Regions from separate parts of the Homo sapiens genome. Here region 1 is linked to region 2. Evidence: read pairs that join two places in POLR2A ChIA-PET (ENCODE). Cell type or tissue: GM12878. All regions are shown on one strand. Each heading gives the region's core, and the rest is flanking DNA. Links, peaks and the distances in the headings are about the cores only. Region 1 overlaps FSTL4 (follistatin like 4). Region 2 overlaps FSTL4 (follistatin like 4).

Region 1 (15,060 bases), core at 9,721-14,720, 81 kb before region 2:
CTCTTGGCTCAGGCTGGGGTCCAGCTCACTCTGCCCTTCCCAAGAGCAGCTGTACTCATGGCTCTGTGTCTGAGGGCCCTGAAGAACATCCTGCAACATAGATCTTTCCAGATTTCCTTTCCCTTCAGTCTCAGACACTACCCTCTGCCTGATGCAGGAGGCCCTGCGCAGTGCAGGTCAGCCTCTGCCTGACGTGGAGATGCCCTCGCTGGGTGTGACTCTGCTTGCTCCAAAGGGTACCTTGCTCTGGGAATCGGCTACAGGTCATTCCTGTCAGTTAAAAGACCTGGAAATCCCATCTTTGTGTTCCCTACATTTCTCAGCCCTGGATGAGATAGATGACCAGCCCAGACGTCTGGATTTCTGAGCCACAGCTGTGGGCAGTAAAAGGCAGGATGTGCCAGTGTGTTAGTGACAATAAGATTTGCCCAGTAAGGGGCCCCTATGCCTGGGCAGGGTTTCAACGTGGTCCTTGTGCTATAGAGATTCCTGTCCTCTCCCATCACAGTTAGAGCTGGAAGGCTGGAAGCAGGAGAGAAAGGAGGTGGAGATGGGCAGAAAAACAAAACAAGAATGTGGGGCACAAAAGGACAGGCAGGCAACGGCCTGGCTGCATCGCCATTGCCCGGGGCCCCAGGCCTCTCACTGTTCCTTGGCCTCAGTTTCCTAATCAATAAATGAGGAGCCTGGACTACATCATTCCAAAACCTTTATCCCTGCTCCTGGGCACTATGACCTGGGATTTGTGATGGGCCAGCTGCATAGGAGCCTCCAAGAGGCAAACAGGGTGCAGGATGGGGCTGGGGCTGAGCTGCCGCCACATGTGCAGTGTCACTGGGATGCACACCCAGATCCACAGCTGTGTGTGAGAGTGTGAGTGAGTGTGTGTGTATGTGTGTGCATGAGAGAGAGACAGACAGAGAGAGAGAGACAGAGAGAGAGAGGACACCTGCACGTGCAAGGACCTATTCTCCAGTGTCCTCTCTGCACCTGAGCCTATACTGGGTGCCATGAGCCTCCAAAAGAAATGAAAGAGTTTCTCACCCCAGCCTTGTGAAACTCTTACCAGAGTGTTATCCTCACCAAACACAGAGCACCATTCGTGGTAAAAACAAAAATGGAGGTGAGAGTGTGATTGGCTTATTTAGCTGATGGCTCCTGTTTTTATTAGGAGCCATGACATCATCAAGTGGCATTTCTTGAGCCTCACTTACCAGATGATTTCTCAGTATTTGCCCTTCTGCCTGGAAAGTTCTTTATGAATATTTTAACCACATTTTCAAAGCATAAGTCAGAAGACAGGTTAACACATTCTGAAGCAAAACATGCTAATTCTGTGACACGTGATCTGCACCATATCCACAGGGACACAGGTGCATAGGGCTCCTGCTGGGATCTCAGATGGGAAGACCCTCAGGCTGCAGGCCACTGGCTCCGCCTCTCCGGCCCCAGGTGTTCTCTGAGCTGTGTACACTTTTCTTTGGAGAATCCAAGAGGGTCCCTGTCACTCCCATCAACTGTGGATCCTGAACCTCTCAAAGCATCTGAATCCATTACCATGACAGACAAGGCAGCCAGGAGGCCATTCTCAGGCTCTGGGAACTGATAAATATGGAGGCAGAGAGCAGGCTGGAGTCATTGCGCAGTGTGTGAGTCTAGTGAGAGCCAGCACATCTGCCAAATCCCATCAGGCTGCTGCTTTCGCTCCTTTCCCGGTGTTCAGGGAGTGAGCAGTGCAGATGCATTATGGCTGAGATGTGTCTGGAATCAAACTCCATCGCTGGAAGAGGAGGGCTTTCTGAGCGCTCGGAGGACCCACACCTGGTTTGCTGTTTATCCCCACTGCCAACCCTCCCTCGGCAGCCCCGGCTTCTCACACTGCCAGGCCCTGCATTCTGGATGTGAGCTGAGACCACAGCCTGCGCATCAGCTCAGAAGCTTCAGGTTGAAAAACCCACACGTTCCGCCTGGCACCGACTTTCACAGAAATGAGGGTTTCTGCAGCTCCCTCCACGGGCTGCCCACATTTTGATAAGTTTCCCGTGTAGATAATCCTCAGAACAGCAGTGCAGGTGACGGGGAAGGAGAGCCTTCTCACTCTCCTCCCAGAGGCTCAAGCCCTGGAAATACTCCAAAGATCTCCCGAAATGGCTGGTGTTCGCTTTCAGAGTTGTGGAGTTTTGTTTTATTTTGACCAGGGATTTACTGTCAATCGTTCAAGTCCGAGAGGTTAAGATAAATCTTCAAACCTCAGGAAATTTCTCTGAGCCGTCTCAGGTCTAAAACCCTCTGTTTGGGTCATTCTTCTCTGAAATGCCATTTCCTGCCAAGCTCATGTAAGAGCACGTATCGCCGGCTTATAGCAGACCCGTTTTCTGAGAGCATTCTGAGGCAGTTTCCCTGTAACACCTTTTCTTCTAAAGTAAATGACCCCAGGAGCCCCTTCCGCAGGTGAATGTGGAATGTGTTAACATTTGGGGAGTTCCTTCCTGGAGACTGCAGTTCAATGGCATTGATTTGCAGTCCAGGCACCCCTCACATCAGAGGACCAGAATCTCTGCTTGTTGTCTTGAAAACCCAGTGACTCTTTGGCTTGGCTCAGAAGCTGAAGATCAACACAGAGGAGAGAAAAACACCATGAGCTGCCAGGCCTGTGAGACGCCCGCTCAGAAACTGCTACTGCCCCAGTCTCCCCACCTGTTATTTCAGGGCACACCTGCCCTGCCTGGGGGTGTCTTGGGAGAACAGAGACAGGAGAGAGCCCAGTTCTGGAGAAGGCCCTGCCGGGACCTATGCGGGGCTGCTTTCCCTCTCAGCGGGGCTTGCTGTCTCTACCCCAGTGCACAGAGGTGATGCCTCTTCCTCTGGGGCTGCTGTGGGCTGCCTTCCTAGAGGCCAGGAGCCTCCATGGCCCCCAGGCATGACCCTGAATCCCCTGCCCCCCTGTTTTTGACCATGCTGGCAGAGCTTGCACACAGGTGCACGTGTGTCCACAGCATAACCACAGGGACACACTCACACTTCAGCACATATGCACACACAGGCATACTCCCACACTGTTCCCGCTGTTCTTTAAAAATCACAGTACCTGGGAGTGTGAAAAGAAGTAAGGCCACAGATTTGGGTTGCTCTTGTAAATCACTTGTCTTTACCCCCTGTCAGACCTAAAGCCACCTTTTTATAGCAAATCTTTTGTAAAGCCCCCCTTTATTATCTTGAAATGGATACATGTCATCAAATATGACATATATTTGATATGAGGGATATATCTAAGTTCTATCCCATATATGTGTGGTGTATTATTCTTTGGATATTTGTACCCTGAAATCTCATGTTGAAATGCAATCCCCAGTGTTGGAGGTGGGGCCTGGTAGGAGGTGATTGGATCATGGGGGTGGGATTCTCATGAATGGCTTGGCACCATCCCCTCACGGCTGTCCTCACGGTAGTGAGTCCTTGCGAGATCTGGTTGTTTAAAAGGGTGTGGCATCTCTCTGCCCACTCTCTTGCCCCTGCTCTTGCCCTGTGAGATACCTGCTCCCCTTTCACCTTCTTTCATGAGTAAAAGCTTCCTGAGGCCTCACCAGAAGCTGTTGCCAGCGCTATACATCCTGTACAGCCTGCAGAACTGTGAGCCAATTCTTTTCTTATAAATTACCCAGACTCAGGTATTTCTTTATAGCAATGCAAGAACAGCCTAATACAATGTGATAAAAAGGAGAAATGCAGGAAAAGTGATGAGCATAAAATAAACCTTTCAGTATGTAAATATCTGGGCACCAGCTGCACTCATGGAGGCCAGATGTCAGCACCTACACGTGGAACCCTAAGAATACAACAGCTGCAAACAGAACCTGTTACACGTCTGTTATGTTGACAACTTGAATATTCAAGTGTTGTCGCTTTAGAGATGGGATTCTCCAAAATGGTGAATGATTCTTGATAAAATAGTAAACAGAATCTACAATTGACAGCAGAGGTGCATCCTTGGAATGCCTTTGCCAAACCCGGGGCAAAGGGGGTGAATGTCGTGTAACACATTAGATTCTAGGCTCAAGTAATAGTAACCAGATGTTTTGCTGCCGTGAGTGAGACATTTAAAAATTCAGATGAGATGCCAGGTGTGATGGTTAATACTGAACGTCAACTTGATTGGATTGAGGGATACAAAGTATTAAGCCTGGCTGTGTCTGTGAGGGTGTTGCCAAAGGAGATTAACATTTGAGTCAGGGGGCTGGGGAAGGCAGATCCACCCTTGATCTGGTGGGCACAATCTAGTCAGCTTCCAGCGAATATAAAGAAGGCAGAAAATGTGAAAAGGAGAGACGGGCCTGGCCTCCCAGCCTACATCTTTTTCCCAGGCTGGTTGCTTCCTGCCCTCGAGCATCAGACTCCAAGTTCTTCAGTTCTGGGACTCGGACTGGCTCTCCTTGCTCCTCAGCTTGCAGACAGTCTATTGTGGGACCTTGTGAGAGCTGCAAACAGAACCTGTTACAGGTGTGTAAGTTAATACTTAATAAATAAATATATATATATCTCTCTCTCTCTTTTGAGTTCTGGCCCTCTAAGAGAACCCCGACTAATACACCAGGCCAGCAGAAGTTTTTGTGCAGGATGGTACCGTGAAGGTCAGGATCGCTAGGACCCCTGGCCCCACCCATTAAGTGCTACCAAGGCCCTCCAATCATTGTGACAACCAAAAACATCCCCACAAAATTCCAAAACGCCTCTTGGGGACAGCACTGCCCTTGTTGAGACCGTTTATAGAGACTCCTTGCATGTGCGATGAGTCCATGTGGGAGCTAAGTGCTCCCTTTGCCTGACCCATCAGCCTCAGTCTGGAGCCAGTAACCCTCATCTTGATCACTCGCGGAGGAAGCGACAGCCTCAGACCCGGCCGTGTCTCTATGGATGTGCCCACCACTCAGTCTAGTGGCCACTCAAAGGCCACAGTAGCTCAAGCTCAAAGCAGCTACATTTCTGGACATCACTGACGCCATTGCCTCGCTGACGCTGAGCAAAGTTACTGCCAGCTCCACAGCCGGCCTTTTCCCCTTAGTTAGATGTTTGGGAGGATGCAGCCTCCCAAGGAAGTCTTGGAAACAAAATTAATAAAATTAAACAGGAGGTGGAGAAGGCACCCACACTCCCATATCCCCTCCGACTTCCCTGCCTGGTGACTGACCTCTAGTCCAGCACTACTGCTTCTGCTCTTGGGGCTGGTGACAGGGAGAGTGGGAGGAGGGCTGAGCTGCTGGACAGGGCAAAGGGGGAGCCGGAGTTCATAAGAAGCTGTTGCCCACCTTCCACAAGGAATGCTGACCTGTTAGGGAATCTAGCTGGTGGAGGTTTTCCACTAACACAATAGTAAAAAATAAAGTTCTTAATACCAGGAGAGCTTTAGCATTTATTCATGTTTTCATACAGTGCTCTTTCACTCTGGGGCCACCTGACAGATCTGCCAGTCAACCATAAAAAGTATATGTGGATCCCTCTCCCAGGGATCCAACCAATTTTGCTTTCTCTAATAGGAATAAAAGAGAGGATTGTAAATGTCAGACAGCAGATTGTATAGCAACATCAATTGAACCAGGCATTCATAAGCAAATGTACCATTTATCTAACAAAGGTCTGGGTGGTTTTGTTAATTTAAATGACCTGATGCTGGGGTGCAAATTGAGATGAGGCATTGTCTGCGTATTCAGGTGCAAGTGGAGGTGGATATTGCCACCAGCCTTGGAGTCGGCTGGATCTGCTCCAGTGCAGCACAGCCGGGGAACCAGGCGCAAGGTCTGCATGGCCTCGTGTGTGTTTAACCCTGGGTAAAAGGCCATGTCAAGCCTTAGACATGCAGATTCTGTTTGTGGTTCCAAAGTGAGCCTTGTACCTTCAACCTAGAAAATTCAAAATTAGCTGAGATGACAAATATGGACACTCCAGGGAAAAGACCAGATGGAAACTGACTGAGAATAGTTTGGCAGCCTTGATGCAAGGCCCTCTTTGAATCCTGGGAGGATGAGGGGCTAAATCTAAGAGGCTGTAACCACTTGATTTCCCTCAGCCAGTCCCTGGATGCTAGAGTACCCACACGCCAAAATCCTTATGTAGGATCCCAGGACCTTGGCATGGCCAAATGCCAGCAGGTGACCTTTGAGAGAACCAACCCTTTCAGCCGCAAACTCAGCTGCCTGTGATGGCTGTCAGCTCAGCTCAACAAGAGACAGACCCAGTGCTGTAGCCATGCCCTCCTCCCCCTGAAGCCCTTATACTGGCCTCTGTTTCCCAATTAGAGGAACCAGCACATCCATGCCTTACCGGGAAGCAAGAGCCAGGATGTTGGAAGGAACTGCTCGGCTCTGTCTCTGGGTCTTGGCTGAGAGGCGGGCACCCTCCAGCTATTACCCAGTTTCTCTTTCTGATTTAATCCCTGGTAGTTTTCCCTTCCAGGCCCCTCCTGAGAGCCAGTCAGCTCTCAAGCAAGGTGGCCAAGTGAGCCCTGTCAGGTAGGGGGAAGGTAAGCATGTTTGCTAAAACTGTGTTTCCCAAAGCGTGCTCAGTGGACTATCTGTGCTAGAATCAGCAGACTCTTAAAATGCAGCTTTCCGGGCCTCACCCCATACTTGCTACCCTTCTAGAAGCTGAAAATTTGTTTCTAACAGACCTGCAGACCTTCTAGAGGTGAGAATCTATAGCAGCTCTCCCATACCGTTGCGTTTCCTCAGCTAGGCCTGTCCTGGGCTTCCTCTAGGGAAAGCCAGAGTAAACAGGTTCTTCGTTGAGTTTCCTGAGGCCCTGGTGTTATGTGGTTGAAAGACCAGGGTCAGGAGATCTGGGTTCTGATCTTGGATCTGCTACTAGTCTGCCCCGTGGTCCAGCCACGTCCCTTCCCCACCCTGGGCCTCAGTTTTCCCATCTGTCTAATGACTGCATTTGGCTCATTGCTGGTTCTGGTGTTGGGACTAAGGAGTGAGGAGTGTTCCAGGGAAAGCTCCAAGTGATGGAAGGGACAGGAGGCAGGCTGAGTTCCTCCAGGCCATGGGCAGGCTGCAGCACCTGGTGAAGGTATGCCCACCGTAGGTCCCTGTTAGCAGTGTTCTCTAAGAACGTGAAGTTATTCACCCAAGAGATACAAAGATGCTGGGAGCAGTCTTTGCTTTAAGAAGCTCAGTCTAGGAGATAGGACAAGGACAAACCCCTCCAGGCTCACAGAGCCAAGGTCCAGAGTGTGTGGTTTGGAATGGATGGAAACAGCTCTGTGGAACTGGGCCTTGGCAGAAAAGTCAGATTTGAAGAGAGGGTCTGCCAGGAGTGGGGCACCTGGGAGCAAGCTCTGCGGGCGGGCTTTCTGGCAGGGAGTGGGAAGTCAGTGGAGCCAGACTGGGACCACTGGGAGGGCCTTCAAGGCTAGAGTAGCCAGTGGTTTTAGGCCAATGACAGGCATAAACACCGCCACAGGGTGCTGAGAGAAGGGGATAGTGACCCACTCACTTAGAAGTCACAGACCCCAGGGGACAGCGGCAGTGGGTTACCAAGTGGCACGACTTCCAGTACACCTGTCCATGTTTGTTTGGGGATTGTGAGAAGACTGTATCATATGTGTGTAACAGTCTCTTGGAATTTTCAGAGTTTTGTGGCTCAGTCAACACTGTCAGTGAAACGACATCATGTTAGCTAAAATATATCTTAAAGATAAGCCCATTGGTTTTGGCATTTATTGTTAATTGAATTTTCCCAGAAATGGCAGCAGAAAGATTGTTAATGTTCATGAATTTACATCAAGTTAAACATCTGTTCCTCTTAAGCTAAACTCCAGCAAAGTTACGGCAGCTCCTAAATTAGAGCTGGGAGTAAAATCCTGCTTGTTCTTTGCGCAGCTTAGCAGTTTCAAAATAGACCTCAGAATGACACATCACAACTGAGGCCCCTGTAACGCAGCCGCACTGAGCTATATAACATGGGTGCCAGACAATTAAGCCAGGTTTTTGCTTTGGTGGTGAAGATCGAAGCTTTGCTGGGGCAGCACATGACATGACTTACCAGGCTAATGGGGAAAGTGTGGGAACCAGTGTTGCTAATGTCTGGGGGACAGGCAGCCAAGAGGATGGGGGCATGTCCTGTCTCTCCCCTGGGCCTCTCTGGGGGGGTTCTCAGGTGAGGTTTGGGGATCTGAGCTCTAGCCACCCTGCCAGGTTGAAGAGGGGCTGGAGCCCAGTGACTGCAGCTCCAGAGAGTGGCTGGTTACTATGTGGTTTCTGCAGGGATGGCCTGTGTCTGGTTTGGGAAGAGAGATCCTCACCCCATTTGTTGGCATTCAGAGCAGACCCACCATCCCCCACCCAGGCAAGTCTTTCTTCCCCATGCCTTTGCCCCTAGGTCCACGCCCCCTTCCCCAAAGGGATTGCTTCCAGCAGTGGCAGCTGAGCTCTTTCATGATGTTGAGCCATGTCCTGCGTTCCCCTCTCCAGTACATTTTGGATATTCTTCAAAGGGGGACTCCTGAGAGTAGAGTGACCCCAAGAAGGGAGATTCCAGCACCCCGGAGACTCATGGGGCTGTGGTCTTATAGTGGCCTGGGGATTCCCCCCACCCACCTTGACCCCACATTCTGCCTGTGTATAAAGCTGTCCCCAAGAACACAGATGGTCCACAGGGTCGGCTCTGTTCATTTACTGATCAGAGCCGGGGCAAAAAACAGGGTCTTTCCTGAAGCTATGCCATAGCCAAATTCATCCACAGGCCTCCTTACCTGGGTGGCTGTTTCAAGCACAGGGCGCTCAGCTGGCCTCTTCACAGGGTGATCCACGGCTCTCCTGACCAGCAATGCCAAGACAAGAGGGCAGAAGCTTTCCTCCTCCTCTCCAGAAGCAATTCCCAGGCAGCTGCCTTGTGCCCACCACACTTCTATGCAACCTAGTGTCCAGAGACCACCTTGCCACCACCCCTAGCCTGGCCATGCTGGAGTTCACTCCATGGGAACAGCATTGCAGGTTTTGGGTTGTCCCCACTGGGTGAGGTATGGAGGTCTGGGCTTCAGTGAGCATGGCCACATGTACCACATGGTCAGCATGCCCCCCAAGGAACTGACATGATGGGTGACACAGGCACTAGCCCCCTTCAGAGATCCAGACCCGTCACCATGGTGCAGGGTGGCTGGGATTGTCTCCTCTTCAGGGCAGGGCCGTAGCCACTCTCCAAGCCCACCTGCCACCTGTCTTCCACAGTCATACCGGTAACAGACACTGAATGAGCCCCTTCTATGTGTGGATGCTGGGCCAGGTGCTGGGGGTACACCTGTAAGCAAGGCCCCACTGCACTGGAGGAGCTCACAGTCTAACAGGGAGCCTGATGATCCACAGTGGATGAAAAAGTCACAGAAATTGAAGGCTGGAGAAGGCTGGCAAGAGAGAACAGGGCAGCACACGAGGGTGCCCGTTAGGCAGGATTGGTGTGTTAGGCGAGGGAGGCTGAAGGAGTTGGTGAAGAAACACCTTGCAGTGAGAGAGTAGGACGGGGCAGCAAGAGAGAGCCCACTTTCCCGCCCCACCACCATGCAGGTGCCTCACCCCTGGGATCCAAGGCTTGGGCCTTGACCACATGGCCTGTCTCCCTCTCAGAATCTGAGCTCCCGACAGCCTGTGTAGCACTTTCCACATTGCCCACATTACACAACGCCTCCCTCCCCTTGACTCTTCGGAGTCTCCCAGCCCCACCCACGCCTTTTACAGGAGCTTCACCTGCCACAGAATGAAGATGGTCCCTTTGAGCACAGTCTGGCAGGGGCACAAGTGGCTGATGGAATATTTACAATGTCTCCCTTGCTTCCCTTTGTTTTGCAATAGAAAGTGTTTCTTTGATGGACATTTAATTCCAGAGACTGCTACCTGCTACCTATCTCCCTTTGCTCAAAAATTAAATGTGGATGTGCCTGTTCTCCTGCTATAATCATCTTCCTCTGTGTGAAGGGAGTGCAGTGGGAATGAGAGAACATTAGAATCTTCAAAGAGGGACAATTATTGAGGGAACTAGATTAATGAGGTGTCATAACAACTTAGCCGGATCTGCGACTGACCTTTCTCATGGAGAACGGGCTTGATAAATGTAGTTCATTACCAAGTTCTGACATGAAAATAGGATCACACTCTGGGCTCCTCGGCAAGCTGATCAATATTTTATCTGCCAAAGCAGGCCTGGTCTGGGAGCAGGAGGAGCCCCACGCATGTGCTGGCAAGGAGCCTGAGGCCAGGGCCAGGGGCTGGCCAGGCCAGCCCTGTGGCATGGAGGGCACCCAGGCTGGCAGGAAGGTGGCTGAGCCCTTCACAGAGCCTGCCAATGACGCTGTCAGTGTCAGGCTTACCAGGACATGCAGCCTCTCTCCCCAAGAAGCCCCAGATGGGGCATGTGCACTGGCGGTCAGGAGGGAGGGAGAGGATCAGGACATCTTCTGTCTTCTGTTTAGCCATGAGCACTGATTTAGTTGCCAACCTGTCCCAGGCCCCACAGTAAAGGGGACAAAGACAAATGAGCCATACCCCTCCCTTGGGGCTTTGAGCCCATCTCACCAAGAGAAGACCCCAGGCCTCGCCAACCACTTGCTAAGTCCTCACATTTCCTTGTATGCTATGACCCTGGAAGGCAGTAAGAAGCTATTATTATCCCCATGTGAAGATAGGGAATAGGAGTAGGAAGGGCAGGGGAGTGAATGCCTTTCCTAAGGTCTCACAGCTGAAGTCAGGTGGTCTCCTGATCCTCCACCCAGTGTTCTGTCTGACCTTGTGGTGACTGTCATTAGCAGTGTTAATATCAGGTAGACACGGCAGCCTAAGATGAAGTCTGTGTCCCCCTGAAGACCTTAGACAAGGTTGTTATAGGGTGAGCCCATCACCCTGGCTCCAGCTTCATGAAAATGCCCTGGAGCCACAGGACTCTGGTCCTCTCATTCAACAAGCATTTCATACTGTAATGCTGCATGGGGAGCTGTCCACTTCAACTCCTGCCTGCTCAGAACATGTAATCCCATTAAGGGGACATAGCAGATGCTGAAAGCCGCCCATCCAGCTTCCCTCAGTCAACCCCAGAGGTGATGTGCAGCTTGGATGGACGATTCCCCATAACACTTGCCAAGAGCATCCAATCCCAGGCACCTGCAGCTTCAGCCTGAGGACATTTTCCGGTCTCAGGCGTGGACTCAGTCCTCATTTGGGAGGTCCAGAACTGCTAGCTGGAGGTGGTGAATTCCTCCAAGAGCAACCTCAGCTAATAGGGATGGAAGTCAGTAGAAAAATATCCTGGCTCCCTCCCACCTCAGTGAAGCAATTCTGCGGTGTGTTCTACACAGTCCCTCTGAGGACCCCATGGGATTGAACCCCCATTGCCCACGGCGGCAACCCACTCATGAGTGAACCCTTTGTTGGCTTTTCTCCCTTCCCAGTCTACTTCCTGTTCCTTCCAGCACTTCTTGGGATCATCTTCAAATATGCTGCTTGCCCCTAGATCCTCATCTCAGGGACTGCTTTGGGGGAGCCCAAACTAAGGCTGGGGCAAGCCTCACTCAGAAAGGATTTCATAGCAGGCAGAAAGGAAAGCTGAGGGAGAAGGCAGTCCCGTGTGGGTGTGTGTGGGTGTGTGGGTGTGGGTGTGTGTGGGGGTGTGTGTGTGTGTGGGTGTGTGGGTGTGGGTGGGTGTGGGTGGGTGTGGGGGTGTGTGTGTGTGTGGGTGTGTGTGTGTAAGTGGACAAGCTTCCTACAGACGAGGTGGATTGGGCCTGAAGACAGGAAGGGGGTGGGGCAGCATGAGAAAGCGCAGCTGTGTTCAGAGCATAGGGAATTTCCAGCTATGGAGGGGGCTTCCCTGAAATTCTCCAAACCTCACTGTAAGGCTTGACTTAGCCAAGGTTACCACAAAGGCAAAGACAAAATCCCCTTATTTAGAACAACACAAAGTTCTCTTTACCTGGAAACCAGCAAGACTCAGAGAAAACACTGAAATGACTTTCCAAACATGTGGGCAGAAACTTGTGCAGTCCAAATCACGGCGGTCCTGCCCACTCATGAAGCAGGTCCCCTGCGGGTCCCAACCTGGCAGCCCCTGCTGAGCCTCATTCAAGGCATGGACGTCAAGGTTATATGCAAGCATCCCACCTTTTCTCTGGAAGAGTCATGCCTCCGGATTAATCAATGCTGAAGTTCAACTGTATTCTGAGTCTCCCCATCCCAGGCTGAGTTAGAGAGGCCCTGGCAATGGGATCCGGGCCCCAGCTCAGGGCTCCTTATGGCATTCTCTCGAACCATTCTCTCGAACTCCTGACCTCAGGTAATCCACCTGCCTCGGCCTCCCAAAGTGCTAGGATTATAGGCGTGAGCCACCGCGCCCGGCCTGCCACTATCATTCTCAACATCATCTTGACCATCACCCACAGGGGCACCAGGGAGGAGTGGGGTGGTCCCCAAGCCTCTGCCACACACCCCAGGGACCTTCCCTCCGAAGGAGTAAAGTATCCTGTGGATCAAGGCTAAGGCTAAGACTGGACCCTGCCCCTGTCCGGAGAGATCTGATTCCCTCCCTACCTGGGAGCCAGGCCCAACACACACAGTGTCAGGGCACGGAGAGTGATGAAGGTAAGGGGTGCCAGCTTACATCAGGTGATGTTTAAGCAGAGGCCAAGATGAATACACCAGGTGGAGATTTGGGTGAATAGCACTCCAGCCAGGGGGATAGTCAATGCCAGGCCCCTGGGCAGGAGCATGCCCAGTGATCAGTGCTGCTGAAGTCCCCTTGGTCCCCCCATACCCCCCACCTCTCTTGTAGTCACCTGTGTGGAATTGCTGGGCAGGTGGGCAGGGCTGACTGGGGTGAAGATAAGAAAGACATGAACCTTGGGTGTTGACACTTTCTTGCCCAAAATGATTGGAATTTTTTTTTTTTTTTTTTTTTGAGACGGAGTCTCGCTCTGTCACCCAGGCTGGAGTGCAGTGGCGTGATCTCGGCTCACTGCAAGCTGTGCCTCCCGGGTTCATACCATTCTCCTGCCTCAGCCTCCCGAGTAGCTGGGACCACAGGCGCCCGCCACCATGCCTGGCTAATTTTTTGTATTTTTGGTAGAGACGGGGTTTCACCGTGTTAGCCAGGATGGTCTCAATCTCCTGACCTCGTGATCCGCCCGCCTCGGCCTCCCAAAGTGCTGGGATTACAGGCGTGAGCCACCACGCCCAGCCAATGATTGGAATTTGAGAAGAATAGGAGGAAGATCAGAAAACAGGTCTCGGAGCCCGCACAGCAGACGAGGGCTGGACTACGTGAAAGAGCTCATTTCAATAATGGGCTCAGTGTCACTCATGGAGAGGGCCCAGCTTCACATCTGGCCAGCAGTGTGTTGACAGCACCTGCATCTGGGAGGTGGATTTCGGGATGATTTATTTTCTTTTTCTTTATTTTTATTTGCACTTTCCAAGTGGTTCTCTGATGGGCATGTATTTCTTCTAGAATTAGACAAATGTTTGAAGCTGGAAGAGGGGAGGGAGCCTTTAGCTGAAGACATGTCCGGTGGTGTCCAAAATGCCCAGTGCTTCACACAGCTAAGTCACTCCTATCTGACCCCACAGTGAAACCAGCAGGGGGCAGGAATGTAAAAATAAAACTGGAATTTGGTAACCTATGACTTTGACACACCTTGCTAGGAAAATATCTATCCTGGAAGCCAAGGCCAGCTGTGAAGGAGGAAATCTATCCAGGGAGACTGAGCTGGAGGCTGCAGCTTTGGGGCATCTGCCTCTGGGGGCTGGAAGAAGGCAAGGAAGGAAGTTTTCCCTCCCCCACTCCACCTCAAGCCCTGTGGAATTCGGATGACAAAGGCAGGGAGTGAAGGCAGGGAGCCACCAAGAGGGCAGCCCTTGGAGATGAAGGCTCAAAAGCCTTCCCAAAAAGCGAGTTTGGACTTTGGGATCTCGAGTGATCATCTGCACAGAAGCAGAGCTCTGAGCATCAGGCTGCCTTTCCTCCAGGGTCCATGGCCCTTCCCCAGTGCTGTCGGGCACCAGAGGAGCTCAGTAATTTCGGACAAATGACTTCATGATTTAAGTTTGGGCAAAGTTCTCTCTTGCAACTCATTAAAGCACAGTTGCTCCTGGGGTAAAGAAGGATTTAAGATTCTGTTCCTGGAATCCCTTGGTTCATCTCAGGACCCCAGTGGCAAGCTTGGCCCAGGCATGGAGTGCCCTCAGTAAAGGGAAGAAATGACGAAGGAAGTTTTGAACAGCATGATGTACGGTGCCACACACTTCCCCAAGGCCTTGGAGGCTCTGCCTGGGTTGTCCCACTGCCCTCTCCTGCCTGTCTTGTTTCACTCTCCACCTGACTCAGCCCCTCTAGCCCAGCCACACCAGCTTTCACCAGTCTCCAGACGTGCCCCACCATGGCTCCTGCACGCGCAGTCCTGCTCCTGGCCTGCTCTTCCCTCTGCTTCCTCCCACAACTCCTCCTCCTACAGGTCTCATCCTGAACATCCCTCCCTTGGCCTCCCACCACAGGCACCCACAGTGCCCAGGACTGGAGGCTGCCCAGCATCGGGCACACAGTATGTAAATAAATACTGGTAAAAGGATGGGAGTGGCCTGGACAGTGTGGGCCCTAGCAGGGGGTGGGACCGTGGGCTCAGGGAGCTGATGCTGGAGACCTGGAGGGCCCACCCCTTTCCCCCAGATGATTGACTTCTAGACCTGCACATACCTTCCTGACCAGAAGGTGTCTGTTGGGCAGTTGCCAGGGTGAAGCAGCCAGAAGTCTGCGCTCACAGGCAGCTGTGAGGATGTGAGGTGGGGCCGAGCCTGGGGAGGATGCTGCAGCACCCCACTTCCATCCCAGCAAGACCCACCTGGATGGTTTCCCCCACCTGCCAGTGTTGGAGGTGTTGTCCAGCTGCAGACCCCTGCTCACAGGGGGACGCCAGTCCGTGTAGCTCTACAGACTTGAGAAATGGGTTTGCCAGCTGGTGACCCCAAGAACTCCCAGGGCGCTCTCCATGCTTAGGCCAGCCTGGCCACTGGGGTCCTGAGACGAAATAAGAGG
Region 2 (15,060 bases), core at 5,192-10,191:
TCTAGGCCCCTTCAGCTACACCCTGGGGGTCATGGGGGAAGCAGATGGAAAGAGGGGGCCACTCTGGAGGTTCTACCCTGGGCAGAGCTGCCAAGGAGTGCCCTTCCCCTAGCCTTGTCACACTGGACAGGATTGTTTTCTTGTGATTTCCCACCATGGTGAACATAGCCAGTATCCTATACAATTTTGAATGTCAATGCAGCACAATCCTGGTGGGTGCTTGCTGGACAGATGCTGGATGGGCAGAACCCTTCATTTTCTGGGCCTGCGATGGCCAGGGCTTGTCTGAGAACTTAGCAAGAAAGAGCAGTGTCCTATCTGTAAAGACTGGACTGTGTTGGGGTGCATGTTTGTGAGTGTGATGTCCTCTACTGTACCTGCTCACAAGGTGCAGTGCCAGCTTTTAAACATGTTTGGCCAGGAAAGATTGATCAGTACTGGGACAGCTCCACCTGTGTCTGTGGGAGCATTTCATGTGCATTACTTGGCGCTCCACTGAAAGACATCAGAAATAAAAGCAGAGGCAAAACTCCACTTAATGTACTTGCCATCAGTTAATTAAATTACTTTGAGTGGTCTTCCTCTCCCTCAAACATGCCTCCAGCACCAACTCAATTGCATTTCTACTTTTCACAATAAGGTTAGCAATTTGGGTAATTGTGGGTGCAACCAGAGATGAATGGCCCCTCATTATCTCCCAGGAAACACTTGCTGCTCGTGGTTGAGTCAGTAGCCCGCAAATAGGCAGGGCCCAGTGCTTCTCAGAACCCCCTACACGAGGGAGCAGGGCAGCACCAGCCCCGCAGGGGTCCAAGCCCGATGTGTACAAACACACAAAACACACGCACACCTCCCCTACCTGAGGGAAGGAGGCGGCACAGCTTCCTAGGGAAGGGCATGAGCCTGGGGTCTGCCACTTACTAACTAGAACCTTGGAAAGTTACTAGTCTAGTAACCTTGACTGCTCTAAGCTCCAGTTTTCCCTTCTGTGAAATGGGGATAAATAATGGTACCAGCCTCATAGGGTTCCAGTAAGGACTAAATGACAATATGCATGTAAGGCTCTTCACGTATGGTGTTCTATAAATGCTATTATCACTGTCATCATTACTATTGTTACTATCATTAATATTATTATTGTATTATTATTCCTGCTGCTGCTAAATAATATTCTCAGCAGCTTGCAGCCTGAGTCCCCACCAAGCAGCCAGCAACAGCTGGGTGAGGCTCCCTAGTCAGGCAGATAGGACCTTGGCATGCCCCCCGCTGCTCGCAGTGGGGACGGAGGTCTCACTGTCCACGTCAGCCTTGACTCACGCAGGGAGGGAGGCACTGCTTCTCTGCCTCCAGCAAATCCAGAGCAGCTTCGGGTGAGCTGTTGGACTTCTCTGAGCCTGTGGAGAAAAAGCATGATGTGCTCCTTACATGGGCATTTTCAGGCTGAAGTGTACCAAGGACCCAGCTCAGTGCCTGGCACACAAGAGGTGCTCATAAGCAGTAGGCCCACTTGGGACGGTGTGGAAAGCAAACCTTAGAAGAAATCAGGCTGAAGGGGGCTAAAGCCAGGTCATCGGGATTCACTTGCATTTTTGAAGCAAGAATTAGGGGAGAACAGCCCAGGAGTGCAACACTGATGCAGCAAAGATTCTGGGGTTGATGAGGCTCCCAGAGTCCCTCAGCCTGAGGTGTCTCAGTGGCCACGTTCACCCCACGGCAGTGGGAGATGAAATACGATCACCGGCATTGTAATCAGTGGTGACTCCCAAACACGGCTGCACGGGGGCAAGCTGATCGGCCTTCAAAACCCAAGGCGGGGAGATCACAGAGCACGAAGGAGCGTGGGCCTCCTTTCTTTGTCGTTTGTATGAGACATCTTGATTGGCAACAAAATATTAACCACTTTTTCACTACTCTCTTAATGAGAAGCTTTCGTGAGCAACAAAATATTAATTTGTCTTATCTGTTAAGAATTCTATTAATGAATTCAGTCACAGAGCTATTACAGAATGCCATTCTAATGACACATGTAATTAAACTTTTCTGACTTGCAAACATCAAGCATGCCCTGAGCATCAGAATAATATTTGATCAGAAAGTAAATGTACCCCTCTCGCCTGGAGCCAAGTAAGAAGGAGCCAGTCAGATTTTGCAGCGAGTAATGTTGCTCTCAGAAGCACTTATGAGTCACCCAATCGTGTGTGGCCCATCCAGGTGGCGTACATGGGGAGTCATCATTTGGGTTGACTCACTTGCTAAGTGCCTGAGAGTCACAAGCTCCGTACCAGAGTAGAGAACAAAGACACTGTCCGCAGCCTCCAGGGAGGCGAAGTAACCACTAACAACTGTTCTGGGGGCAAGAGAAAGGAGCCCTTCTGACTGGGGCTTCAGGAGACAGGAATAAGCGAGTGAGAAAGAAGTGTATAGGGACAGACTGGGGCTAGAACATAAAGGTCCTTGAATATTAACATTAAGAGTCTTAGCAATTGCCCTGTGGGCAGTGGGGAAGCGCAGATGTTTGATGGGGGAGTGACAGGGTCAGATGTGTGTGCTGCAAGAGTCTGGAGCGCCTTTTCCAGCCTAAGATTAAACATGCATCCAAGAGGGAGTTCACATAACAGAGGGTCCAGAAGTGAGGGGAGCCTTGTTGATGTTTTCTGAGTCTTCCTCCTCTCTAACTTCCCCAATGGCACATCTGGAGTGCAGCAGTGCCCCAGGGTCTCCCTGGCTTCCACCCAAGGCTCCCCTGATGGGGCAGTGGTTCAGTTCATGATGTCTTCACTTTGCCTTTTTTTTTTTTTTTTTTTTAGGCAGTAGGGTCTCTCTCTGTCACCCAGACTGGAGCACAGTGGCATGATCTTGGCTCACTGCAGCCTCGACCTCCAGAGCTCAAGCGATCCTCCCATCACAGCCTCCAGAGTAGCTGGGACCACAGGCATGCACCACCATGCCTGGCTAATTTTTTTATTTTTTTGTAGAGAGGGGTGTTGCTATGTTGCCCAGGCTGGCCTCAAACTCCTGAGCTCAAGTGATCCTCCTGCCTCGACCTCCCAAAGTGCTGGGACTACAGGTGTGAGCCACCGTACCTGGCCTTTGCCTTCTTAAGGTTGTCAGGAAGTTCAGCCTGGGCCTGGACCTGGTATGTCTCCTAAGGACACCTGAGCCACTGCCTTGCAGGAGGCTTTAGCCTTACCCAGCCCAGCTTGTAAGAGGGAAAACAAATCCACCACTGAGCAGAGGCTAGAATTATGGACGAATGGTGTAAGGCCCCCAAAGACAGGTGCACCCCAGCAGATCAGCAGCCCAGGGCACATGCTGCAGCCCCTCCTGGCAGTGGGTCTCTGGATTATGACGCCGCCTTCTGTTTGTTTGATGAGAAATCAGTAGTGTCTGCTCACGTTCATGTTCCCCAGAGCTAACAAAGTGCAGCCTGTAATTTGTTTACTTCCTGGCTGACTGTGGGTTTCGTTACTGAAGCAGCTGTGTGTCTGGATGTGCTTCTGACCTGGCCCTGTGTCCCCACTCACCTCAGTCCTTGAGGAGGCACAGCCCACTGCCCCCACCTCAGAAGCTAAGCAGAGGCGTGGCCACCAGCAGCACCCTGTGCTCGGCATGACCTGGGCCTGGGCCAGGCGGCCCCCAGGAGTGTGCCTGTGCTTGTGTCTGGTAGAAGGGGAGACTTTGCCCCCAGCCCCTGCTGTGGGGCCCCCACAAGGGGCCATTCCCTGGTGAGATTCCCCTGTAGCCCCTGTCTCCTGGGGACTCAGGTCCAGGCTTTGGGGGCTGGGGTGAGACCCATCTCAGAAGCAGATCCACACATTCCCTCCCTACTCTGGCCCCCATTCTAGGTATTGGGGTTGGGAAGGATGGGGTGCTGCCTCACTTTCTGCAGAAACAGAACATGCAAACCCATTCTGGGCCTCAGCCCTCTGCTTCTCTGACCACCCAGCCTGCACAGCGGCCACTCGGAGGGTGAAGTGACTGTCCCCAAACCTAGTCGGCACATCCTGCCTCAACAATGTCACCCACCCTTCATCTCATAACTGTCTTCCTCACTGTCCTTTATGATCCTGAGGGCCAGGAGACAGGAACGGGCAGAAACAGGGACAGGGCATCTCAAAAGTCACAGGTAATGGCTGTTGGGTTGAACCATCACAAGTGTTGTTGCCAGTGTTGTTACCATTCATACACGGTGCAGGCTCCGTGCCGGTTGTGAGGTCATAAGCATCAGCTCATCCCATACCCCTGCCCCATGAGGCACGTGGGGTTAACTCATTCAGATGAGTGGAGAACTTGCCCATGGGCCTACAGCCACCTACATGCCCTGGCCCAGAGCTCTCTGGGTTTCTTGCTTGTGGGACATAATATCTAGCCCCCAGCAATTCCAAATCTTTGCTGTGGGGCTGTCTGTAGTTCCCAGGCCCCAGTGGAATGTATCAAATTGGATATGGGTCCCTGTGTGTGGAGCTCCTATTCTTACTGGCTGCTGGCCTCTGGCCCCAGCAAGGAAGGAAGCAACATGCTCTGAGACCAGCACGTGGAATTGTTTAGCCAGGATATTCTCAGGGAGAGAAAACATTTTTCTATTGTATTCTTTTTTAAAAAAACAGAAAAAACAAAAAGGCCTACAACAAACTCAGTATATTTCAAATGACTTGAAAGAGCCACTCTTTTTTGTTTTGGGTTTTTTTTTCACTGAATCTCGCTATTTGGGGCTTTCTAATGTCGGCAGGCAGAGTACGGTGATAAAAGCAAAAAACAAAACCCATTAGAAGAAAGTATTTGTGGCAGTGTTTGAAGGATGTGTTAAAATGTTCACTTTTCTCCCCATACCTAAATGGTATAAAACCAGGAACAAATAATTCTAATGAAGCGTATGCTCTCAGCTAGCTCTTCTTTGGAAGGGAGTTATTAAAAAGACCAAAAGAAAATGATTTAGGAGCTCATGACTCATTTAATTTTTATTGTCTTTATATGAACCAGTCATGAATTCATTGTAAAAAGATGAGAGGCGTTTGATTAGCATGGAGAGCTGTTTGCACCACGATAGACAGTGGTTGTAGGCTCTGCATTAAAATAATCTCATTAAATGCTTGGGTACATTTTGTTTTAAAATCTTAGAAAACACTACATTTGAAGCACTTAAAGGCTTTGGCCAATTCTCTGTAGCTTGTGTCAAAAACATCTGAACATCCAGTTCTTTAGAGTTTTGAATGTGCTCAAACCATTGGGAGTAGTGTCCAGAGATCTCCAAGATATGGGGGCCGGGGCCTATGGTACTCCAGCCTGTGGAACCTGTGGGGTGACTCTGCCCTGCCAAGTGTCTCCTCTGGCCTTTGCTTTCTCAGTGCCTCTTTCGAGGTCCTCTTTCCCCTCTTAGGGGAAAGCCTTAGGGGAAGCCCTGGCCTCAGGGCTTGACTTGTACTCAGTGACCACTTCCGGCCCCATCTCCAAGGTACAGGGTCCCACAGGAAGGTTCTGATTCAGCTTCTATACCCTGATTGCAGAACCCAGGAACTCCCCACAGAGTCTCTTCCTCCCTGAGCCTCACTGCCTCCCTACAGAGGCCCAGTCAATGAAGGAGGCCGATTGGTGCCTCTCTTGGCCACTACAGATTGGAGCCTACCCCTCCAAGGCACTCTCTGCACTAAGCAAGGACAAGGGAGTCACCAGGAGGTCCTGCAGCCCATGAGCCATGCCCAAGCACTGCTCTTCCTGGACTCCCCCTCCCCAGCCCCATGCAGCTGTTTCAGGTTTTGTCTACAGCAAACAAGACTGCAGTAAACATCCTTATACCCACCTCTTTGCACATGTGTGTAAGTTGACGTGTAAGATAAGTTCTCGGAAGTGATGCATTTTCAGTTTTGATGGGTTTTGCCAAATCTCTCTCCAAAATGGCTGCACCAGTCTACGCCCTCTCCAACAATGTGTAAGAGTTTTGAACACAGTGTCAGGAGGAAATTCCTAACTGAAAGTCGTCTTGGTCCCTGAAATGAGCCATAGAAGGAAATTTATTTAAATCCTCTCTGGAGTGTCTCAACGACAGGAATCAGCTGTCATGGCTGTGAGTGTGGTCCAAGTTAGAGTCAGGAGCTGAAACCCTTGGTAAGGCCTTCTCAGCCTGGGGATTCAGGATCCAAGGATCCCCAGGAAGAGGGTTGCAGGTTTCCCAAAGGAAAGCAGCAGGTGTGAGGTGGTCTGGAACTTCAGATGACTGCTACAGTGCAGTCTAGAACCTGAGTCCCTTCCCGCCCCAGCTGGGGATGCCAAGCTAATTAGCCAAGGAGCCAAAGCCCCATTCAAGGGCTCAGGCCTGCACCTCACCAGAGGGCCCCATTAGCTGCCACCCCTACTACATAACACTCTGGAGTCCTGGCATGTCAAGAGGTATTTGCCTGCTGGCCTCTAAGGGTGGACAAGTGGAGGGCTCAGAGCAATGTCTCTGGCATGAGCCTTCTGTTGCAGGTGCCTGGGCCTCTGTGTATACCCAGATAATCAGGTTTGTCCCTATACGCAATTTCAACACGCATACCACTAGGTCAGAACTTCCCTATTTGAGTTTTTGAGCCAACTGAAGTTGGCTCTTCGACAGAAGACACCCTCACTTCTGACATAAACTGGAAGTCAGGTGGTTCCCAAAACCACCCTCAGGTTCAACAATTTGCTGGAAAAACAGAACTCATTGTAAGTGTTATACTCACAGTTAAAGTTTAATACAGCAAAAAGAGTACAGATTAAAGTCAGCCAAGTGATGAAGCCCAAAGGGCAGAGCCCAGGAGGGCTCTAAACGTGGAATCTCTGTTCTCCTCTCCCAGTGGAGTCACAGACATGTCACTGTCACAGTGTCAATTTCCCAGAGAAGCTCACCCAGGCCTCGGTGTCCAAAGCTTTTGCTGGAGCTCATTCAAATACTGCCCACATGGCTGCCCTCTCGTCCCCAGCCCCTCTAGAGACAGAACTGGTACCACCTGGCCCAAAGACCCCAGGCAAATAAAGAGACCCCTATGAGGCATGACATTCCAGAGCCTAGAGATTGCCTCCCTGTAGCCAAAGAGGGCAAGGCCAGACCTCCCTGGGTAATATGAATTCTTAACTATCCTTCCTCTCAGGGCTTCCCAGGAGGTAGCATCCTAGGCTAACACACTCCCTGAAATCAGCAAATATTCATTGAGCTCAGTTATGCACAGGAACCACATGACACGCTGAGAATAATACAGTCATGCACAAAGAGATGAGTCATGCGCGAAGAGATGAGTCATGCGCTAAGAGATAAGGGCCTCCCCTTTGGCATCCACAGTCAGAAGAAGACTGACCGCACACACCAGAGGACACCCAAGTCAGCCAGGGACCACACATGCCCCGAGCCTTGGAAGAACCAGGTGCTCTCCCCACAGTGGCTTCTCTCATGCCTCCAACTCCCTCTTCCAGGCCTGAACCTGGGAACGAGCAGGAGGACAGGCCCACTCCAGGTTGCTCACACTGAATGCAGCTGCCCACAACAGCCCTCTTCCAGGGGGCTCAGACAGCTACTTAGAGATTGCTCCAAGTTGCAGAGACTTCTTTTTCTTGAGAGGACTCTGAGAAAAAGGATGGTTCCTCAGGTCTTTGCAGGATGGCAAGTCCGTCTATTATGTCCGGAATTGGTGGGTTCTTGGTCTCACTGACTTCAAGAATGAAGCCGCGGACCCTCGCAGTGAGTGTCACAGTTCTTAAAGGCAGCGTGTCCAGAGTTTGTTCCTTCTGATGCTCGGATGCGTTTGGAGTTTCTTCCTTCTGGTGGGTTCGTGGTCTCGCTGGCTTCAGAAGTGCAGCTGCAGACCTTCAGGGTGAGTGTTGCAGCTGATAAAGTCAGTGTAAACCTAAAGAGTGAGCAGCAGCATTTATTGCAAAGAGCAAAAGAACAAAGCTTCCACTGCGTGGAAAGGAATCCCAGCGTGTTGCCACTTCTGACTCCGGAGGTCTGCTTTTATTCTCTTATCTGGCCCCACCCACATCCTGCTGATTGGTCCATTTTACAGAGAGCCGATTGGTCTGTTTTACAGAGAGCTGATTGGTCCGTTTTGACAGGGTGCTGATTGGTGCGTTTATAATCCCTGAGCTAGACACAAAAGTTCTCCACGGTCCCCACTAGATTAGCTAGATACAGAGTGTCCACACAAAGTTTCTCCAAGTCCCCACCAGAGTATCTAGATACAGAGTGCCGATTGGTGCATTCACAAACCCTGAGCTAGACACAGGGTGCTGATTGGTGGGTTTACAAACCTTGAGCTAGATACAGAGTGCTGATTGGTGTATTTACAATCCCTTAGCTAGACATAAAGGTTCTCCAAGTCCCCACCAGAATAACTAGATACAGAGTGCCGAATGGTGCATTCACAAACCATGAGCTAGACACAGGGTGCTGATTCGTGTGTTGACAAACCTTGAGCTAGAGACAGAGTGCTGATTGGTGTATTTACAATCCCTTAGCTAGACATAAAGGTTCTCCAAGTCCCCACCAGACTCAGGAGCCCAGCTGGCTTCACCCAGTGGATCCTGCACCAGGTCTGCAGGTGGAGCTGCCTGCCAGTCCCGTGCCGTGCGCCCGCACTCCTCAGCCCTTGGGTGGTTGATGGGACTGGGCGCCCTGGAGCAGGGAGCAGTGCTCTTCTGGGAGGCTCAGGCTGCGCAGGAGCCCACGTTGGCAGGGAGGGGGGTGGGGGTGGGGGAGGCTCAGGCATGGCGGGCTGCAGATCCTGAGCCTTGCCCCGCAGGGAGGCAGCTAAGGCCCGGCAAGAAATCCAGCGCAGCAGCTGCTGGCCCAGGTGCTAAGCCCCTCACTGCCCGGGGCTTGCCGGCTGGCAGCCACTCCGAGTGCGGGGCCCGCCGAGCCCATGCCCACCCGAAACTCACGCTGGCCCACAAGCCCCTCGCACAGCCCCGGTTCCCGCCCGCGCCTCTCCACACCTCCCGGCAAGCTGAGGGAGCCAGTTCCCGCCTTGGCCAGCCCAGAAAGGGGCTCCCACAGTGCAGCGGCAGGCTGAAGGGCTCCTCAAGCATGGCCAGAGTGGGAACCAAGGCCGAGGAGGCTCCGAGAGCGAGCAAGGGCTGCGAGGGCTGCCAGCATGCTGTCATCTCTCACTATGAGGGACTAGAATGAAGTGAATGTCGCCGTAACCTCAGTGTTGGTCGGGAAGGTCAGCACTAGGGAGCCAGTATGTTGGTACGTGTGTGCACTCATGCGTGTACATCATCATGTGTACCACGTGTCCATGTAGATGTTTGGGTGCGCTCCCTCCCCCATGTGTGCACACTCGCATGTACTGCATGTGTCCATGTGGATGCCTGTGTGTGCTCACCCACATGTGCACACTCGCATGTACTGCATGTGTCCATGTGGATGCCTGTGTGTGCTCACCCACATGTGCATGTGGTCCTGGCTTGGTCTGGATAAGGGCCAGGGAAGTCTAGACGTGTTCGAGGAATGGCCATCACCGAGGCACCACATGTCACTCTGTGTTTAAGTTTGCTGCATTTGACTGTGCAGGTGAGATGCTACAGTTAGTGGCATTCTGGGGGCCAGAATTGAAGGATTGTTGGGGGAGAGACCCCCCCTTTGCTCCCTCCTCCCACAAAGAGAACCAGGGGTGCTCCTGAGGAGGGCAATGTCGGAAAAGCTCTGAATAATTGTTTCTCAACTGAGTCTGAACTTGTAACATTGACAGTATCATTAACCTAAACTCTAATATTACTCTGGAGTCCTTGCGTTGAACATTTAGTCTCTAAATATTCAGTATTGATGACTCATTTCCATATATACCTGACTCCCATGGATCACTATGACAACATCCCCCATCTCATCTCTGCTTAACTATTGTTTAATACTTAAGTCTCATTTAATTGTGTTCTTTATTAAGGGCAGATACTTAGAAAATCGCTTTTTAAAAGGTGAGAACCATGTCTTTAAAATTGTCTCTTTCCCAGAAAACAGATATGCATCAATACAAAGAATGGTCTAATCTGACATCTGTTTATTTCTGTAAGGAACCTTGATTTTGCTAATACAGTTCTATGCATCAGAGCAAAAAAAAAAAAAAGCCATCCATAAAGAGACAAGTACAGAGATGCAATCAAGCGTTGATAGCAGTATTCAGATGCATCTCAAAGAACATTCAGGAGAGGAAGGATTGCAGGCTTAGTTTTATGTAGCTTCTTATAAATCAATTGTTAAAGTAATTTTCTCTTCTCACATCCAATGAGGTAAATTTGATTTCTGTAGCCAGTATTCATATCCAGAAAACAATATGCGCTTTGTTCTGTAATTATATGATGCCTATCATTTTCACCCAGAGACGTTATTTTACTTATTACAGAGTCAGCTTCTCCTCCGAGCTGAAGCCACAGACAGGTAATGCTTAGGTTCTCACGGAAGAGCCATAACACACCCAGGAGCCCCTCAAGTCCTCCAAGGGCTGACACACACACCCCTCAGCACCTGAGTGATTGCCCAAGAGTTAAGTCTCTGCTCCTGGGGAGCAGGGATGTGTACTTGGTAAGCAGGAAAGAAACAGACAGTGAGGTTAAATGACTGTGTTGGAGGCACAGCACAAGTCATCAGTAGCGGGTGGGAATCCATGCGCGATGGGCTTTTCCATCTCTTCCTGCTGCTCTGAGCTTTGGTCAATTCCAGCGTGCCCCAGCCTGAGGAGTGCAAAAGAGCCTCGAGTTCTCCCGAGGGCTGCAGGACGGAGAAGGGGACAAGTGGGGAAGTGGGGACGAGACTTGAGACCAGTGCTCTGCTCCTCCCGCCAGCTGCCTCATTTTGAGCCTGTGTGGCTGGGTAATATTTGAGTGGACAGGAAGGCAGGTGGGCACCTCGGCTGTCAAACTGAAAGAATCCCCTCAGAAAGCCTAGCTCGGTGCCCTGTACAGTCCCCTCGACAGCTATTTTTTGAGGGCCCACTGTGCACCAGGACTGTGACAGGCACACAGGGCACAAGCCTCCCTGCCCTCCTCTGCAGAGCTCACATTCTGCAGGGGAAGACAGACAGCAAACAAGGTAAGTACAGAAAGCAGCAGGCGGCACAGCAGTGCGTCCACAGGAGGCGCCAAGCAGGGTGTGGGGAAGAGGTTAGGCTCCAGAAATGGGGCTGCCAGACAAGGTTGGAGCAGACTTGCAGGAGAGGGAGACAGACAGACAGCCTGGGAGGAGGGGAGCATGCCTGGCACACTAGAGCAACAGCAAGGGGAGTGTGCGAGGCAGTAGGGTCTGAGAGGGGCTGGCCCCCAGCAAACAAGGCTCTGAGTATGAGGGGCGTGATGTGGCTGGCTCAGGGCAGAGTCTGTGGGCCGGAAGCCGGGGTCCCTGGCATCACCCAGGAAGGTGGCAGCTGGCCAGAGCAGGAGCGATGGAGGTGGTGAGAGAAGACCCCACTCTGAATGAATCTGCAAGGAGAGCCTAGTGTCTCAGCCCCTGGGGAACTGGGCTTTTGTTTTGTTTTCTGGATTGGGGTTTTCAGGGTTTTTTTTTTCCTGAGGATTAAATACATACAAGGTGACGTGTAAGTTCCCGGCACACGGTAACCTCTTGAAGACCGTATGTTGGTATTAATGGGTATCAACCTGAGGTTGATATCTGGGAACAGTGGCCTTGGGACAGCCCTCAGAGCCCAGGGCCCATCTCAACCTGAGGAATGTGGTGGTGCTGATGACTAAACACCACCACACAGGTGGTGATGAGGGCAGGGCCTGCCAGAGCCTGAGGCCAGCTTCAAGGGCCATCATGAGAAGGGGCTGTGGATGTGAAGGCTCAGGAAGGCAGTTTGGAGGGAAAATGCCAGCAGGTCCACAGCGCCAGGCTCCCTGCAAGCAGCTCTGGTTTTTGCCCTCTCGGATGGTGTCTGCCCTGGGACCCACCAACTGGGACGCTGAGGAGTTTCCAAGCCCTGCCACCCTTTTCCCTTTGAAATGGCTGTACCATTTCAGGATGCCATCTCACCACTGAGACTCCAAGCTAAACAGATTTTCCTCCAGACTTAAGTTTTGACACAGGAAACAGCTTAGACTAGAAATATGTCGGTCCCAGAATTGACTAGTCATTAACTTTTCATAAACAACTTAGATATGAACCTTTTATGACTCTTATGATACAGGACAAATCAGCTATCTGGTGTTTTATTTTATCATGGAGGCTTCCGCAGAATGGTAGAAAAGGGCTCTTTGAAGCAGAGCAGTGTTTCACAACAAACTCTCAGGGTTTCCGCAGCCCTCTGCAACATTTTACTTCTTTGAGAGCACTGCTAGGAGTTTTTATCCTGACCCTCCCTGCAAGCAGGCTGCATGTGCTCACCATCTACCTTCCTGCCTTTGCCCTACCCCAAGCTTCACTCTGGGCCGGCACCCCTTCATCCAGCTAATTAGCCAGAAAGTGTCTTTTTTTTTTTTTTTTTTTGGAGGTGGGGTCTCGCTCTGTCACCCAGGCTGGAGTGCAGTGGCACAATCTCAGCTCACTACAACCTCCGCCTCCCAGGTTCAAGCAATTCTCCTACCTCAGCCTCCTGAGTAGCTGGGACTACAGGCGCCCGCCTCCACGCCCAGCTAATTTTTTTGTTTGTTTGTTTGTTTTGTATTTTTAGTAGAGACAGGGTTTCACCATGTTGGCCAGGCTGGTCTCAAACTCCTGACCTCAAGTGATCCACCTGCCTCGGCCTCCCAAAGTGTTGGGATTACAGGCATGAGCTACCATGCCCGGCTCAGAAAGTGTCTTTAAGGGGTTTCGGGACCATTGTGGCCGGGCCCTCTGGAGTGTTAGCAAGAGAGAACATCAGCATTTCAGGAACAGGAGCTCACATGAGTATCAGCGGAGGACCCAGGGAGCTGCCCTCAGCTGCTTTTAGCCCTCATGCCACCACGGCCTTCTCTCCTGCCACCAGAATGCTTCTGTGGGAAAAGGGAGCTCAGAAAGGGCCAGGGAAAGGCAGGAGGGATGATTTGGTGTTTTCTCCAGGGGTCAAGAGGAGTTTTGCATCTTCTGCTAATAATAACAAGAAAAATAACATCCCCTGTGTATATCATGCATCCCACATTCAAAAATACACTCACATGCATTTTCTCACCGGATCTCCCAACACCACATAAGGCAGGCAGGCCGTATATATTGTCCACAATTTACAGGTGGAGAAGCCAGTGCCCAGAGAGACTGGGTACATTGGTCAATGGCAGAGCTCAAGCTAAATCCTGGATGTCCTGAGTTCCCATCACTCCCCACAGATGACAGTGCACAACCCCCTTGCTCATTAGTGAGCCTGGGCCTTCTCTGTACCATCAGCTCTGAGCACCATATCCTGGGAAATGTTTGGTAGCCAAGGCCCAACCTGATGAGGGCTCTCTGTAGAAAACGGGTAATTCCAATTCCTGGCATGTCTGTAGTTGGTGCCTGGAAGGGCCAGCATTGGGCACAGGTCTGCAAAAGGGAATGCAGCTGACTGGGCAAGTGCTTGGTGCCCAGTGCTCATCAGGGGACTCTGATGCAGCCAAAAGCCCCTCCTGCCCATCCCTCCTCTGTGCACTGGCCCAGTAAGACCCCATCGTGTGAGGCTGCAGAGATGACAGTGCTGAGGCTTATTGAGCCATTTCCTGTGGAACCCATGGGCATCCGCCCTTCCTAGTGCTCTTTGATGTTCCTGCCCTGGTTTTTTTGTTTGCCCCATTTTCCCTTTAGTTCTATTTCCCTTCCCTTGGGTTACCAAGATCTCTGCAAGCAGCCTGAAATCATGCTGGGATTGAGGTGGGATCTAAACCATAGGCAGGCCAACTGCAGCCCATGGGCCAAATCCAGGCCACCAACTTTAAATAAAACTTCAGTGGAACACAGCCACGTTCATTAATTTATGTGTCTTGAAGGCTATTTTCATGCTGTAGTGGCGGAGTTGGGTATTTGGCAGAAACTGTGCTACCCATGAAGCCAAAAATATCTGCTCGCTAGCCCCTTAAGAAAGTCAGCTAACCCCCGCTCTAAACAAGGCCTGGCCTCCGGAAACAGAGCTGCTCATCAGGTGAGCAACACCCCTGAGAATCAAGCAGGCAGCCGGTAAATGGGGGGACACGTGGGCCTAGTTGCTTGAAATTGAGAGGGCGTGTGCTGGGGGATGTGTTCAAACCGGGCCTCGTGGAGGAGGGGCCAGGTACACAAGGCCTTAAACAGATGCAGAGGTCTGGGCCCACAATGTGGAGGCAAGATGGGGTTGCTGCTGCCCAGGACGGCTCACCCCTGCAGACAGCTCTGGCTGAGCAAGGGCCAGGCAGAAAGGAACTCTCTCCCAGCTGCAGGATTTCTGGAAAACCAGGAGACAGCTATGGTTTCCAGCCCGTTCAATAAAGAGGCCAGTCTCATCGTCATCTTTGCCCTGTGCAGGACTTTGGAGAGGATGATTCCCTGTACATCACCAAGGTGACCACCATCCACATGGGCAATTACACCTGCCATGCTTCCGGCCACGAGCAGCTGTTCCAGACCCACGTCCTGCAGGTGAATGGTTAGTAAATGGCTCCATGCATGTTGTCCCCTCATAGCCTCCCCAAACTGCTGCTCAGATCAACCCTCGCCCCCTCCTGTATTCTGTCTTCTTAAAGAAATATCTAACCCCAAAATATATCATCTCTCTTATAAGTAAAGGGGAACCGTGTGGAAAGGGCAAAGTCTGTTGACCAATTTTCATATTTGGCTCCACCCAAAGCCTCCACAGGTGAAACAAATCCAAGTGCCATGGCGTGAGCCATTCAGGCCAGTCACGCTCAGCAGCTGGGGCTGCCACAGACAGTGTGGAGCATGGAGCATGCCCCTTAGGCAACACAGTGCTGGTGAGCCGCTGTGGCCTCTGGGTCTAGTGCGAGCAGAAACTGAAATCCACCACTCCTTCCAGGTGGTATGGAACCATATCACTTGTTCAATTAGGAGGCTCTATTTCCTCCGACAAGGGCTTGTGTCCGTCTCCCTCCCCAGGAGGCCCAATGAGCCTCATCTTAGCCAAGCCAGGACAGAAACTGAGGCTTGGAAGCTTTTCCTTGATTCTCACAGGCCCTGTG

The links. Peaks named below come from ENCODE experiments on the same cell type or tissue, not always from the same donor. Only the 100,000 strongest peaks of a DNase experiment are listed, where the experiment ranks them.
Region 1: POLR2A ChIA-PET joins it to region 2 with 5 read pairs; 2 of 35 experiments call an interaction of 5 or more read pairs at or near these places.

The regions. Positions count from the first base shown.
Region 1 is chr5:133,318,877-133,333,936 of GRCh38, reverse strand. The region is part of intron 4 of FSTL4 (follistatin like 4); the gene reads left to right. Among named protein-coding and RNA genes, the nearest start is that of CTB-3M24.3, 61 kb to the left of the region's middle. RefSeq lists enhancers at 1,231-1,754, 1,755-2,278, 4,513-5,220, 13,898-14,414, 14,415-14,932 and 1 more. In GM12878, for the core only: no CTCF peak of the experiment used is centred there; a DNase peak (open chromatin) is centred at 11,856; H3K27ac peaks cover 1,023 bases.
Region 2 is chr5:133,232,867-133,247,926 of GRCh38, reverse strand. FSTL4 (follistatin like 4) reads left to right here. Exons shown (of 16, transcript NM_015082.2): 8 at 14,390-14,510. Among named protein-coding and RNA genes, the nearest start is that of FSTL4-AS1, 16 kb to the left of the region's middle. RefSeq lists enhancers at 1,239-2,438, 3,599-4,120, 6,842-7,342, 7,133-7,412, 7,343-7,843 and 1 more. In GM12878, for the core only: no CTCF peak of the experiment used is centred there; DNase peaks (open chromatin) are centred at 5,429 and 7,236; H3K27ac peaks cover 1,979 bases.